2 separate regions of the Mus musculus genome follow, and region 1 is linked to region 2. A link is a contact called in ENCODE Hi-C or POLR2A ChIA-PET data. All regions are on one chromosome and are shown on one strand. Each heading gives the region's core, a stretch centred on a gene start or an enhancer-like site at or near the end of the contact. The rest is flanking DNA. Distances are from core to core; before and after follow the strand shown. Region 1 overlaps Gm11725 (a long non-coding RNA gene). Region 2 holds the start of Tha1 (threonine aldolase 1).

Region 1 (7,296 bases), core at 3,362-5,861, 39 kb after region 2:
CGGGAGGCAGAGGCAAGCAGATTTCTGAGTTCGAGGCCAGCCTGGTCTACAAAGTGAGTTCCAGGATAGCCAGGGCTATACAGAGAAACCCTGTCTTGAAAAATAAAAAACAAAAATAAAAATAAACTTACCCTAGGGCTTAGGGTTCACTCTAATCCTTTAGGCCCTGACTTTAAAATCCTTAATATGGGCTGGGTGTGCACACCTCTAATTCCAGCACTCGGGAGGCAGAGGCAAGAGAATCCCTGAGTTCAAGGCCAGCCTGGTTGACAGATTGAGTTCCAAGACAGCCAGAGCTATTACACAAAGAAACACTGTCTTGAAAAACAAAACAAAGAGAAAAAAGGTTTGTAACCTAAGTATATCTGCAAAGAGTTTTTTTGTCAAATAAGATTTTACCTTCAGCCGGGTGTGGTGGCGCATGCCTTTAATCCCAGCACTCGGGAGGCAGAGGCAGGCTGATTTCTGAGTTCGAGGCCAGCCTGGTCTACAAAGTGAGCTCCAGGACAGCCAGGGCTATACAGAGAAACCCTGTCTCGAAAAAACAAAAAAACAAAAAAAAAAAAAAAAGATTTTACCTTCACTGTTCAAGGTAACAAATCTTTTTTATTTGTTTGTTTTTTCGAGACAGGGTTTCTCTGTATAGCCCTGGCTGTCCTGATAACAAATCAGTTCAACCCACTGTAATGCTACCGCTGCTGCCACCACTACTGCCGCCACCACCATCACTACCACCATCATCACCATCATCACCATCACCACCATCATCACCAGGCAGGTAAAATAAAGATGGAGAAGCTGAGAAGTAGGAGCTCTAAGAGACACACATGGACTGTGTATGCTCCCTCAGTTTGCCGTGGCATATTATGACAGAACACTAGCAGTCTGAGATCCACAGAGATGACTCTCACCACCTGGTCCCTGGCCTACAAGTTGTTGGACTAGAATGGCTGGTCCTACATACCACTTGAGATGGGCCTCCCCCCAAAAACGAGAGGACAGAGAGAGAGGTGGGCAGAGTGGGGACCCGAGTCAGGTCGCCTTGTAGAAAACCGGTTCATACAACCTGTGACAGATGCAGGGCTGAACAGGACACTTCTGGAAATTTCCATAGACAGAGAGCAGGCCGGTGGTTGTCAGGGCTGGGATGTGGGGTTGGAGAGTGGTAGATAAAGGTGTTTTTCTTTCTTCTTTCTAGGGTGACAAGAATGTTCTATCCTGGACTGCAGTGGTGGTTGCCCAACTCTGTAGACGCACAAGAAACCCTCAGACCATGCACGAGGGATTGTGAACCGGATCACAACAAAACCACAAACAACAGGAAAGGCAATAAGCAGGCTCTTGGGTCTGTCCTCAGTTTGGGGGGTCCAGCAGCCACTTCCTGGCAGAGCTGGTGACTGGGGAGACCTGACACAATCCCATGCCGCCTCTTCCTTGGGGGTCATTTGCGATGCCTCCCATCCTGAGGAGAAACGGGACGGGGGACAAGGGACTCTTGGGAGAGGCATGAGGCAACCTCGGGGCAGCAGCTGCCAGTCACACAAGGCTAGAGACTCTGGAGGACAGGAGGTAGCAACTTAACTCCGGAGGATGAGAAAGGACCTGGGGCTGGGCACAGCTGGCCATGGCCTCTTGGTAGGTCTGTCCTCTGACTCCACAGTATCTCTTTGGGCGTTCAGATCGAAAAGACCATCCTGGCTGGGCTTGCTCACAGAGTCGGGAAGGGTCAGGAGGCCCTCGCCTAAGCAGACAGTCTCTCCATAACACCTGCTGATCTTAGGAGAGGGGTTAGGGTATGGAGGCTGGGAAGACTAGGGAGGAGGGTTCTATCTACTCAGCCATTGATGGGAAAGTTTTCCCTGCTGGGTAGAGATTTTCTGGTGTGGCCCTTTGAGAGGGTCGAGGGCAACAATCACTCCTGTAATCAATCAATCAATCAATCACCCATGCTCCGTAAGAAAGTCTGATAAAGCCATTGGTTCCCCCGAGTGAATGTTAGAGGAATTGTGCCTGGATTTGTTGTTAGGAGGAAGGGTGGGCATTGTTTATGTCCCCCCCCAAACCCCAGAATAGAATTTTACTGACACTGATTATAGACAGAACTATGCCCCCCCCCCCACAGTTGAGGTTCTAACCAAGTGGGATGGTATTCAAAGACAAGAAGAAGGAAACCGGGTTTACACAAGGTCCTAAGAAGAGATCAGGGCTGGAAAGATGGCTCAGCGGGTAAGAGCACCCGACTGCTCTTCCGAAGGTCCTGAGTTCAAATCCCAGCAACCACATGGTGGCTCACAACCACCCGTAATGAGATCTGACTCCCTCTTCTGGAGTGTCTGAAGACAGCGACAGTGCACTTACATATAATAAATAAATAAATCTTTAAAAAAAAAAAAAAAAAAAGAAGAGATCAGAGCCCTCACAGACAGCAAGTACTGGGGTGTAGCACAGCTGTGAAGTGCTAGGTTAGACCATCACACTTCATACCCTGGACATGATAGTGTACACCTGTAATCCCAGCACATGCGAAGTCCAGGCAGGAGGAGTACAAGGCCAGCCTGGGCTACATGAGACCCTGTCTGAAAACACCAGCAACAAACAGCTGCAGTGTTCAAAAGGTTGGTGCAGTTGATTCATGAGTTTGAGGCCAGCCTGGGCTACATAGTGAGAGCTAATCTCAAAACAAACAAAAAGAGAGCTGGGATATGACAGTGACAGAGCGGTCACCTAGCATGTACGGGACACGGCTTCCGTCTCCAGAGTGGCCCTTTCCTCCCCAGTCCCTTCTGGTCAGTGTTCATCCCAGTGAGAAAAGCACAAAATAGGTAGGACCTGGGCTCAGCTCACGAGGATCCCATGGACTGGACGGGTCATTCAGACACCAGTGGTCAGGGAGTGTGGGGGCTACATGGGTGCACAGCTGCTGTGGCAGGGGCGGGGGTGACAGTGAGTGCCATCCAGACTTTGCTCAGAGCTGGCGAGGACAGGTGTGTCCTTTCCTGAATACATGGGGTTGGTGGAGGTCACCAGGGTCCGTGCCTGTTCCTTGCTTGCACTGTTGATCCTGGGGCTCCTCCTTCCCAATGCTGTATCCCTCTCAGAATCCCAGGTGTGTGTCATATAAACAGGGGTATCCTTGGCCCTCATAACTCAAGGTCCAGGCCCTGGGGCCCGGCTTGTATGCTCCTAGGTGGCAATGGATGTCACAGGAGCTGAGGAGGCTTTTGTGTATCAGCCTCACTCGCTGTCTGTATGAATGCAGGTGCCTAGGCTCCCCTCCAGACCAGCCCAAGCAGCGGGCTGCAAAGGGCCCTAGGAGTCTGTCCTTAAGAAGGGTTTGGCGTGGTGGCACATGAATTTAATCCCAACAGTCCGGAGGCAGGTACATCTCTGAGTTCAAGGCCAGCCTGGTTTGCAGAGTGAGTTCCAGGACAGCCAGGGCTGCACAGGGAAAACATGTCCTAAAAGGTTTTGGAGGCTGGGAGTTCAGCGGGCAGAATGCTTGCCTAGTGTGCATGGAGCCCTGGGTTCCACCCCTAGGATCACATAAATGTGGCAGCGGTGGCTTAAGCCTGAAATCCTGCCACCCAGGAAGTGGAAGTCGGGGGTGGGGTGGGGTCAGAAGTTCAAGGTCATTCTCAGCTATATAGGGGGTACAGGGGGACACAGGTGGCACAGGGAGACATAGGGGTGAGTGCAAGCAACAAAGGAAGAGGAAAGCAGGCCTGGGGTCAGGAGTGGTACACTGCCTGGAATCCCAGCACCAGGAGGTCGATGCCACAGTATTGCTATGAGTTTGAGGCTAGCCTGGTCTACATAGACTGTTCCAGGCTAACCTGTTCTACAGAGTGAATTCCGTGTCAGCCAAGTGGCTGGGGAGAGCAGAGAATGGAGGGCATACCTATTCTTTAAGCCCTTGAGGACTGCATGGAGTTCAAGGCTAAGCTGAGCTCTGTAGTGAGTTCTAGGCCAGGCAGGGTCACACAACAAGACATTGTCTCAAAACCCCAAAGAGGAAAAGTGTTTCAGAGTTCTCTAGAGTGGTCACTCACCTCCCACCCCCGCAGCCGACACGCCCACCCAAAGTACCTACCCATGCACCCCTTCCTCCACCCTCTTCTCTCTGTCTGTACTTCAAGGCTGTAGGCTGGTGGCGCACGCCTTTAATCCCAGCACTGGGGAGGCAGAGGCAGGCGGATTTCTGAGTTCGAGGCCAACCTGGTCTACAAGTGAATTCCTGGACAGCCAGGGCTATACAGAGAAACCCTGTGTGGGGGGGGGGGGAAGCTGTAGGTTTCCATGCCCCCCCTTTCTGCCATCTGTAAGAGCCTCGAACTGTGGGTGGTCTGTGCTGCAGGCCTGGAACCGCCCCCCGCCCCCATCCTCTCTCCCCCTCCCCCGCAGACAGCCGCGAACTGGCAGCTTCTCTTCTTGGAGCCTCTACTCTTGCTGCTGCATTGATCCAGGTCTGCTGCTCAAAGGATTGAAAAGACAAAGGCGAGTCTACAGGCGTCTCCACACACGGGCCAGAAGCTGAGAGCCTTAAGACCCTGCCACACCGCCCAGGGGAGAAAGAGCTGGATTCCAGCTGCTTCCCACTTCCTCCCCAGGGTGAGCTAGGGCCCAGGGGAGCAGCTTCGCACCGCTAGAGGGAGCCCTTTGCAGCGCAGTGGCCCTCAGCAAAGGCCGGAGCTGTAGGCTGTGTTTCCTTCCACTTGGAAGCGTGGATGTGGAAGGAAGATGGCCCCAGATCTATACTCACTGCTGGGTGGTTTGGCTTTCTTTAGGTGGAGGTAAGTCAGTGCAGGAGGTAACCCCAGGAGAGCAAACGGAGGCCCACAGTGAGACCATGGAGGGGGTTGGGGAGCACCACCCAGGCCATTTATGTGGCTGGGCTACTCTACGTGTTGCGTATGAGTCATGAGAAATAACTCAGTAGTAAATAGAGATAATAATATACAGATAAAGAAATGGGGCCCCAGAGAATGACTAGACAGAACCAGACTTCAAACTTGGGTAACAGGGAGTTGGGTCTTGGGTACCACAGTGTCAAGAAACCCTGCCTCTTAGGAAGGGGCAGTTCCTCAGACTGTCAGGTCTAATGGGCCGGCCCTTCAGGGAGGACCTGGCAGGTCTGCCTTTAGAGTCCAACTCCGCCACCTGCCATGTGAGTGCCAGGTGGCCACAGGGCCTTTGTGTGTATTGTGTATTTACACATGGTGGCCACAGGGCCTTTGTGTGTATTATGAGTTTACACATAGTGGCCACTGGGCCTTTGTGTGTATTATGAGTTTACACATGGTGGCCTCAGAGCTTTTGTGCATGTGTATTGTGAGTTTACACATGGCTATACAGTACTTTCTTTGTGCTTTTTCTTTACTTCAGGATGGGTTTCTGGTACTGGTGACCCAAGAATGCATGAGCCCATGAACACAGACACGCCTCATGTCCCGTTTAATGTTCTATCAAATTCTTACTTTTTTTTTTTTAAGGGTCCCACTGTTTGCACAGTCCACTCAGCCACACACACACACAGCAGTCCCGTGTGCTTCTGTCTTTTTTGTTTGTTTGTTTTTCAAGACAGGGTTTCTCTGTGTAGCCCTGGCTGTCCTGGAACTCACTCTGTAGCCCAGCATGCCTCGAACTCAGAAATCCGCCTGCCTCTGCCTCCCAAGTGCTGGGATTAAAGGCGTGTGCCACCATGTCCAGCCTGTCTTTTTCTCAGGCCCTGTAGCATCAGGCACAACTGGCTGCCTTCAGGGAGGAAGAAGCACAGACTTGGAGGCCGAGGGGACTGGCATTGCCCCTAGCATCCCGCCTTAGCCCTAAGCTGCCCCTCAGCAGGGGCACACATGGTGGTCCTCGTTCAGCCCCTGGGCTGGCCGCTCCCCTTACTCCATTCACAGTCACAAGAGTGGGGTTCTCCTCTCAGCATGCTCTTCAGGCCAGTCAGCCCAGGGTCTGCTGAGCACAGGGCCTCTCAACTAGAAGGACTCCCTGCAACCGGGGCTTGAGGCCTCCTAGCTGGGCTTTGGCTCGAACATGGGCAGAAGGCTACAGGCCTCTGAGCAGAAGTGACCTCCATCCCCGCCCCATCACCAGCTCACCCTGGCAGTAGCTGATGCCACCATCAAAGGGATAGCTCGGGTGGCATCTTTTATCCTGGGCCCCTACCCAGGGTGAACGGCCTCTGGGGCAGAGAGTGTTCTGGGAACAGGCAGTGTCCCAGCCAGCAGGGAAACTGAAGCCAGAGCCTAGCTGTGGCCCCTCGAGGTCCACTTGGGTCCACTGAAGCGTCCCTCAGACGAGGGCGTCGAAGCCAGTGATGGGCGGCTGCAGAAGGTACATGGGCGTGAGCCTCCTGCCTGCAGGCTGGCCAGGCTGGGCCCCCTTATCTAACGCAGTCTGGAGACAGCACGCCCAGGACTGTGGTTTGTCCAGATGAACTTCAAAGGGTCATGACTGCAGCGGCTGCCAGCTCGGCTTCCCTTGCTCAGACTCCTCCCTAATCCTCACGTGCTCCTCCACCACACTTAAGGGATACCTCACCTGGAACTTACCCACTTCCTGATGAGGCTTCTTCCTCCCAACATGAGCCTGGCCTGACACCATCAGAGGAACCTTTGTCCTGTGACTACGAATGTCTACTCTTTTTTTTTTTTTTTTTTTTTTTTTTTAAGATTGACTCAACAACAATAACAAAAGCCAAGGCTTAGTGCCTGTTCTCCAGTAGCCAGCAAACTCTGAGCTCTGAGCAGGGCAGACCAGGATGAGTTCCAGGACAGGCAGGGCTACACAGACAAGCCCTGTCTCAAAAGATCCAAAACAAACAAACAAACAAACAAACAAACAAACCCCCTAAGATTTATTTTTATGTGTGTGCTCACAGAAACCAGAAGAAGGTATCTGATGCCCTGGAGCTGGAGTTACAGGCAGGTGGGAGAGAGCTGCCTGATGGGGGAGCTGGTCACTGACCCAGGTGCTCTGCAGGAGCAGCAAGTGCTCTTTTTTTTTTTAAAGATTTGTTTATTATTATATCTAAGTACAATGTAGCAGTCTTCAGATGCAGCAGAAGAGGGCTTCAGATCTCATTATGGGTGGTTCTGAGCCACCATGTGGTTGCTGGGATTTGAACTCAGGACCTTTGGAAGAGCAGTTAGTGCTCTTAACTGATGAGCCATCTCTCCAGCCCAGCTTATGCCTTCATTTTTTAAATTACTTTATGTGTGTGGATGTTTTGCCTGGAAGCATGCATATGCATCACTTGCATGCAGTACCTGTACATGTCAGAAGAGGGCG
Region 2 (7,038 bases), core at 4,020-6,519:
CTGGATATGCAGTCACAGCTTTCCCCACCTTATGCCTGGTTATTCCTGACTGCGTAAGGCCATCCCAGGAGTGTCACTGGAGCAAACCAGAGACGGAATGATGTCACCATCCTCCAGAGAGGATGAGCCTTCACCAGGCTAACAGCTTCAGGCATCTCACTGCCCACTCCAATCGTAGCACGGGGTCCCGGATCCCCTGGCCTCAGGGCCGCAACTGTCTCAGCACAAACTCCCACTTCTTCAGTGCCAGTTCCGTGTCCTGAGCAGACACATCTCGGTGCCACACAGCCCGCACAGACTGTTCTGTCCAGGGAAACAGCAGCACGCGCACGGCACGGCCAGTCTGAGCCACCTCCTCTGCACTCACAGCCTGCAGGCGCTGGCATAGCTCCGAGGGAGGCAGCCCAGCTACCTGCACCAGCACCATGTTGGTCTCCACGGTGGCAGGATCCACAGAGCAAATGGGTGACGCCAGGTCTTGGAGTCCTGGAGTCAGATATGGTGGTGAGTATACCCCAACCCCAGGGCCCAACCATGCCACTGCCAGATCGATCCCACAGGGAAGGCAGAAGGGCACCCCGATTATCCTGTGGGGAAACAGCTTGAATCCTGATGTGGCATTCAGAAACATGAGTTGAGTCCTACTTTTTCCTTCTTCCTCACACTAAATAGATTGGTCATCTACTCTGGGCCTCAGATGTGGGAACATCATAGGGTCATTATGAATGTTTAGAACATGCACAAAAGACCCAAGTTGGAGGCTCTACTCTGGCCTGGTTCCTGACTCTGCTGGTTGCACCCAGTGTGGGGTGCCCCTTGGAGCAGGGCCGGTGAGGCAAGAAGACCCAAGGTCCCATCCTAGAGACTTAGTGCCAACTAACTCTCTCTCTCTCTCCCCTCTCTCTCTCTTTCTAGAGCTGAGGACTGAACCCAGGGCCTTGCGCTTGCCTAGCACTGAGCTAAATCCCCGACCCTGTAGTGCCAACTCTCAACACGCTAGACTCTTGGGGTGCAGATCTGCTGGGGACCTGATCCTGCTGCCCGGGACATCTAGGCCCAAGTAGGAGGGAGCAAAAGGGATAGGGGGGGGTCCTTCCAGGCACCTTTAGCGAATCTCTGGGCATTCTCGTGGTCCCTTGGTAGCACCTCCTCTGCCTCAGCTAGTCCCACCAGGGCAGCCGCAGCCAGCACTCCAGCCTGGCGCATGCCTCCACCCAGGGCCTTGCGGAGGCGCCATGCTTCTCCAATGAAGTCTTTGGATCCGCCAACCAGAGCTCCCACTGGTGCACCTAGGCCCTAAGGGAAGAGAAGAGACCCTATCTCACAAAGCCTGCCCTTGAGATGAGGTTAGAGCTTCAGCCTCAGCACCCGAGCGAGGCAAGCAGGTCTGTCAGGCTCCGGAAGGACAGCCTACCTTAGAGAAACAGAAGGATACAGAGTCACAGTGCTCTACAAGGCGGGCAGGGGGTATGCGCAGAGCCACTGCTGCATTCATCAACCGAGCTCCATCCATGTGGACCCTTGCTCCGTGGGCGTGGGCCAGGAGGCACACCTGAAAGCAAAGGGCAGGTGGTGTTCAGAGGCAAAATTTCCAAGAGACCACTGGGCTTGGAATCTTGTTTTTTTTTTTTAAATTTAAATTAAATCCAGAAGCACTGGATTCCCCAGGAGCGAGAGTTACAAATTGTGAGTTGCCTGGTGTAGGTGCTGGGAATATAATTCAGGTCCTCTGGAAGAGCAGCAAGTGATGCTAACCATCCAGCCTTCTCTCCAGTTGTCTTATTTTTATTTTATGTGTGCAGGTGTATGCCATTGCAGATGGTTTTGATCCAGCCAAACTCTCAGTCTCTCTCTCTTTCTCTCTCTCTGGTTTTTCGAGACAGGGTTTCTCTGTGTAGCCCTGGCTGTCCTGGAACTCACTGTGTAGACCAGGCTGGCCTCGAACTCAGAAATCCGCCTGCCTCCCAAGTGCTGGGATTAAAGGCGTGCGCCACTACTGCCCGGCTCAGATTCTCTCTTAGAGCACTGTTGTTAACCACTGAGCAATCTCTCCAGTCCGCCAGAGAGAGGATTTTCCTAAGGAAAGGGACTGTATCAGGGGAAACAGGAAGCCCAGAGTGCACTGGGCTGGCATTGGGACACTGCTGTGTGGGAGCCTACCTGGGGGAGGTAGCCTACCTGGCGGAGGTAGTCGACAGGGAGGACCCGGCCTCCCGCGCTGCTGTGAGTGTTCTCCAGGTACACGAGCTCACAGACTGGATGGTAGGGACTCCCAGAGCCCCGCGTGAGTGCCCTCTCTAGCTCATTCAGGTCCAAGGTGCCATAGGGCAGGTCGGGGAGGGGGTGGGAATGCACCCCAGCGATCTGCAGGTGGGAGAGGATGCTGGATCAGGTGGGTCCGGTGGCACTTCTGGGTAGGAAGGTTCCCCTGCAGTCAGAGCCACCTCTGGAACCCAGGGTCTTTCTTCTGAGCATGTTTACACAGCATCCGAACTGGAAAGGCTGCTGGTTCCTGCTTTTTCTGTTCAGTCGTTGCCCTTTGGCGTCTTTCTGGAGTGCTAGTGCTCCATCTGTCCACTAGAGGGCAGTAAGGCACCGCGACAAGTGAGCAAATCTGGGCCCAGGCCCTCCCTTCCATCTCTCTTTCCCCCCTCTGCCGGTTCCAGGCTGGTACCTGAGAAACAGGGGCCTACCTTGACATCCTAGCTGGCTGAAGAATATCCAAAACCCCAGGGTATTATTGTCTGGTCCTTACCTGTGCCACCCCGCCCTGCTCATAGACGTGGAGGTGGCATTCCTGCCCAAGGAGGACCTGGGAACCCCGGCGCCGGCAGTGACCCATCACTGAGACAGATGGGAGGAGGGCAGGATTTGGAACTGGGTCCAGAGGATCTCTCTGCCCCTGCTCAGCTTGGCCAGGCTGAGCTAGGGCCCCCAGTGAGCTCAGACTCCCTCTGTCAATTGGGAGTCAAAACACCTCACTGTCACGTGTTGAAAAGACTGGTGTGTTACACAATTCTAGGCTGTGAAGGCTGGACACTAATAACCTGCACCAGACCCCCATGGCCAGCAAGGAAGAGTGCCAGGATGCTGCCTCCAGGAACAGGCATCCCAGGGTACCAGGAGCAGCCAGAGGACAGAAGCACACTGGGAAACAACCCAGGCCAGGGCTGCAAGGTAAGCATCCAGGAAGAAGAGCTAGGGAGTAGCAGAGACTCAGACCTCACTCCTCCCACTGCCAAATGCAGAGTGCTCCACCAGTTGCACCCAAAAGAAATCCAGGTGTGTGCCCACCAGTGCCACAGACCCTTTGAGCTGGGGCTCAGAGGGGCGGGTAAGACACTCACCAGAGATGAGGTTGGCCATAGTGTTGGTGGGCACAAACAGCGTCCTCTCTACCCCAAGCAACTCTGCAGCCTTTTCCTGCAGTTCTGAGAAGGGAGGGGGGCAGGGGAAGGGCAAGAATCAGCAATTCCTCGGGCCACTGTACCGTGGCACACAGTTCGTGTGTACTTGTTACAGGGTTTGATAGAATAGACCTGTGATTCCAGTACTCTGCTGAAGCAGGAGGATAACTGAGTTGGAGGGCCGCCTGAGCTATACAGCAAGACCTTATCTTAAGCACTTCTCTCCGAAAAGGTACATTTGCTCGGATGAGAAATGATGGTCCTGTGGGTGGGGCTTGGAGTCTGTGATCTTGGTAACCACGTGCCACAGCCAGAGGCCCCTCTGTCAGTCCTCCTGAGCCACAGTCCCCGCCCCAGGCCACCGAAACTCCCTTGTGGTTTGAAGCCCCTTTCCCACCCAGACCTCACACCTGTTTTTCTCCCTTTCCCAGAAGCCCCGGCAGGTGAGGCCTTGTGGTTTCCCTGTGGACTTCCTCTGCACATCACCACGGAAGAAGAGCCTCTGGGGAGCGGGCAGGGCACAAAGAGTGCAGCTGGCGGGTGAGTGGATGGCCTGGGTAAAGGCCATGGTGGCTCTCCTGTCTGTGACACAATGCTCAGTGCTAAAGTGATCTAGATTCTGTCCCCAGAGGACACATACCCGTGTCTCCCTGAGCCCTGTGTGCGGTCGGGGATGAGTTCTGCTCGCTCCTCCTCCCAGCCCCTGGTTCACCCTCCTCAGACTCCTGTCGAGGCCAGGACCTCCCAGCCTTGATGTGGTGACCTGTTTACACCAGGTGCCTGCTGAGAGCAGTGTAGCTCAGCATCTTTGAAGTTCCTGGTAATATCTTGTTGTCAAGAGATTCTAGATCAGCCCCAATCACCCCTGGGTCCACAAAGGTCAAGTGTGATCTCTGGTGTATCTCTGGATCTCTAGTGCACACACAGCAGCACTAGAGGTCCACCTTAGCAGTGACTATTGACCCCGGGTGGGCTTTGGTTTGCTGTCTCCTTAACGCGCTGCACTCCCTAGATATGAAATTCTGCACCCCCCCCCCCCCCCTGTGAAGGAGCAGCGAGCACTTTCTTTGCTGGATTGATTTTGTCTTTGTGAAGTCAGCCAATGAATGAAGGAGAGTAGTTAGCCCTCCTTGTAGTAAGACCTGTCTCAAACCCTGGTTCTTCCCTGTTCCTGATGTGGGTCCTTGAACTCCTCTCTGCCCATCTCGGGGTCTTGCTTTGCCAAGTCTGGACAACACCCATCTGGGCAATTGGGTGACAGTGGGCAGAAATCACCAGGTGGTCCTGTTAAAATGCAGATTCTGGCTCCCCAAGTCCATTGTGGAGCTCAAGAGTCTGCATTACCAGGGATCTCTCCGAGAAGGAACAAGAACGCAGAGTGCACCACTGAGCGTCCTCAAATGTCAGCGAGGCACCCCTCTGCGTCCGTGCTGTCCTGTCAGAACCACGGACAGCGTCCCGGGGTCACCGCAACGACCCCTGCCCCGGGCCTGTTCGCCGGGCTCACCGTGGACCGTAGGGTCTTCGCCGTAATCATCGTCTCCTACAACCGCTTCGGCCATAGCGCGCCTCATGGCCGGCCCTGGCCGGGTCACCGTGTCGCTGCGTAGGTCCACCACGTGGGCTGGGACCCCCGCCCAATTCCTAGACCACTGAGCCCAGGGCACCCTGAGCCCCGGGACCGTGGCCCGGAACAGGCTGCGTAGCATGGCGGCCCGGAACAGGCTGCATAGCATGGCTGTGGCACTCGTCTTTCTCGGCCGCAGGAGCGGAGGACAGTCTCTTCCGTGCCAGCGGGGAACCCGTGTAACTGGACTCTTCTGACCCCGCGCGGACCTGAACTGGGCAAGCCCGGGGCACTATGGGAATTGTAGTCCTCTCTGGAGTTTTATACATTATTCGAGCCCCGCAGCATGCTGAGAGTTGTAGTTTTTGTGTTCCGTTGTTCCAAAGGCTAGGAGATTTTGGAATGACAGTTCCTTACTTTGCTGAGTGGGAAACAAAGCTGAGGTCCGGGGATTTTAGCGTGTACATGGTACTGCTCGTGGCACTGCAGATTTAACTTAATTAAGCGTCTCAGCCACTCTGGGAAACACCTGGGTGTTTGGGAATGGAACTCAGGTTCTCTTCATAATCAGTTCCATGCCTCTGAGCCACCTCTCCAGTCCCTCACGGTCCTCATTTTACACCCGAGGAAACAGGCTGCAGACACTGATGTGAAGTCCAGGAATCAAGTATGGTACCGTGTTGCCCATAAACAGTAGCTTTCAACCACTGGAGTCTTTTTAATTTTTCTCCTTAAAAATTAGTTCTGGCCGGGCAGTGGTGGCGCACGCCTTTAATCACAGCACTTGGGAGGCAGAGGCAGGCGGATTTCTGAGTTCGAGGCCAGCCTGGTTTACAAAGTGAGTTCCAGGACAGCCAGGGCTACACAGAGAAACCTTGTCTCAAAACAAACAAACAAACAACAAAATTAGTTCTGAACTCACTGGGTAACCTAGTTGACCTTGAACATCTGACCGTCCTGCTTGGGAATTCAAGTGTGTGCCACCATGCCCAGTTTACGCTGTGCTGGGAACTAGATTTAGGGCTTTGTAAGTGCTAGGCAAGCATGCTACCAAATGGGATACATTCCCCCTCCCTCCTCTCCCCTCCTCCTCCTCCTTCCCCCTCCCCTTCCCCTCTCCTCTCCCCAAATTCTTCTTTTAAATGAATTTAAAGCTGGGAGGTGGTGGCACACACCTTTAATTCCAGCACTGGGGAGGCAGAGGTAGGCGGATCTCTGAATTCGAGGCCAGCCTGGTCCACAGAGTTCCAGGACAATCAAGGCTACACAGAGACCCTGTATGGGGGGGGGGGGAGATTTAAAACTTTAAAAATCATATGTGTGGGGTGGGGAGTAGATACACATGAGTGTAGTTACCTACTGGGGCCAGAAGAGGGCGCTGGACAACCTGGAGCTAGAGTTACAGAGTCTCCAAGAGACTGTATGGGTTTGTGTCTGCCATCTCTCTAGGACATATGGGAAACGGAGTTTTGGAGGTATCTAGAAATCTTTCTTTTTCCTATACCATTGGCTTGGAGAGACAAGGTGCTTCCATGGAAGTCATGCCCAAGAGCCCTGTGACAGAGCACCTAGCTAGTAAGCATGTGATCCTTAGATTGATTCCTCAGTACTGCAAAAGGCAGGCATGGTGGCTCATGCCTGTAATCTCAGTCCTTTGGGGCGGGGTGGGGTTGGGGGAGGCGGGAGGATATTTGAGACTTTCAGGCCAATCTGTACTAAAGTGAGACTCTGTTTCAAAAAATTAAAATTAAAAAGAAGGAACATAGATAGCATTTGCCCGCTCCCAATAGTGTGTCAGCAGACAACTTGTGGCCATGGTCCCTAACTCTGGTGAGGATCAGAAGCTGCGCTTGTCCAGCCTGGCTCGTGGGAAGTGCTGCTGTTTATCCTGACGTTGGAACTGCAAGGCCCTGGAACTTGGTTCTTCTATTGTGGGATACACTCTGCCTTACCAGGGCCAAGGGGTGACCTTTCCCCATACAGGGAGGTTGGGAACTCAGCCCTGCTCAGCTGCTTCTGTTTCCAAAGTGTGGGTCCCAGTTGTCTGTCTACGGTGTCTATTGG

The links. A loop is a pair of places that touch in the nucleus more often than their neighbours do. ChIA-PET counts read pairs that join two places held with the same protein, here RNA polymerase II (POLR2A).
Region 1: a map of heart shows a loop between it and region 2 (6-fold over the local background). The contact joins the enhancer-like site here to the promoter of Tha1 in region 2. A Hi-C loop is called at or near these places in 12 of 37 maps with a recorded cell type or tissue (T-helper 1 cell, T-helper 2 cell, adrenal gland and 4 more). POLR2A ChIA-PET finds 5 or more read pairs at or near these places in 5 of 5 experiments (Patski and embryonic stem cell).

Annotation. Positions count from the first base shown.
Region 1 is chr11:117,908,245-117,915,540 of GRCm38, forward strand. Gm11725 (a long non-coding RNA gene) reads left to right here. Exons shown (of 3, transcript XR_001780380.2): 3 at 1,199-2,265. Among named protein-coding and RNA genes, the nearest start is that of Tha1, 38 kb to the left of the region's middle. Within about 2 kb of position 4,612, at least 1 of the 3 ENCODE cell types and tissues checked has a DNase peak (open chromatin) inside an H3K27ac peak, as active enhancers do; it is heart, where a contact is called at or near this core.
Region 2 is chr11:117,868,257-117,875,294 of GRCm38, forward strand. Tha1 (threonine aldolase 1) reads right to left here and starts at 5,270. Exons shown (of 7, transcript NM_027919.4): 1 at 4,915-5,270; 2 at 3,348-3,431; 3 at 2,756-2,844; 4 at 2,179-2,364; 5 at 1,415-1,552; 6 at 1,104-1,296; 7 at 1-486. The coding sequence starts at 5,143. The coding sequence ends at 203. It overlaps Gm11725 (a long non-coding RNA gene), which reads left to right and starts at 2,829. Exons shown (of 3, transcript XR_001780380.2): 1 at 2,829-3,177; 2 at 3,839-3,947.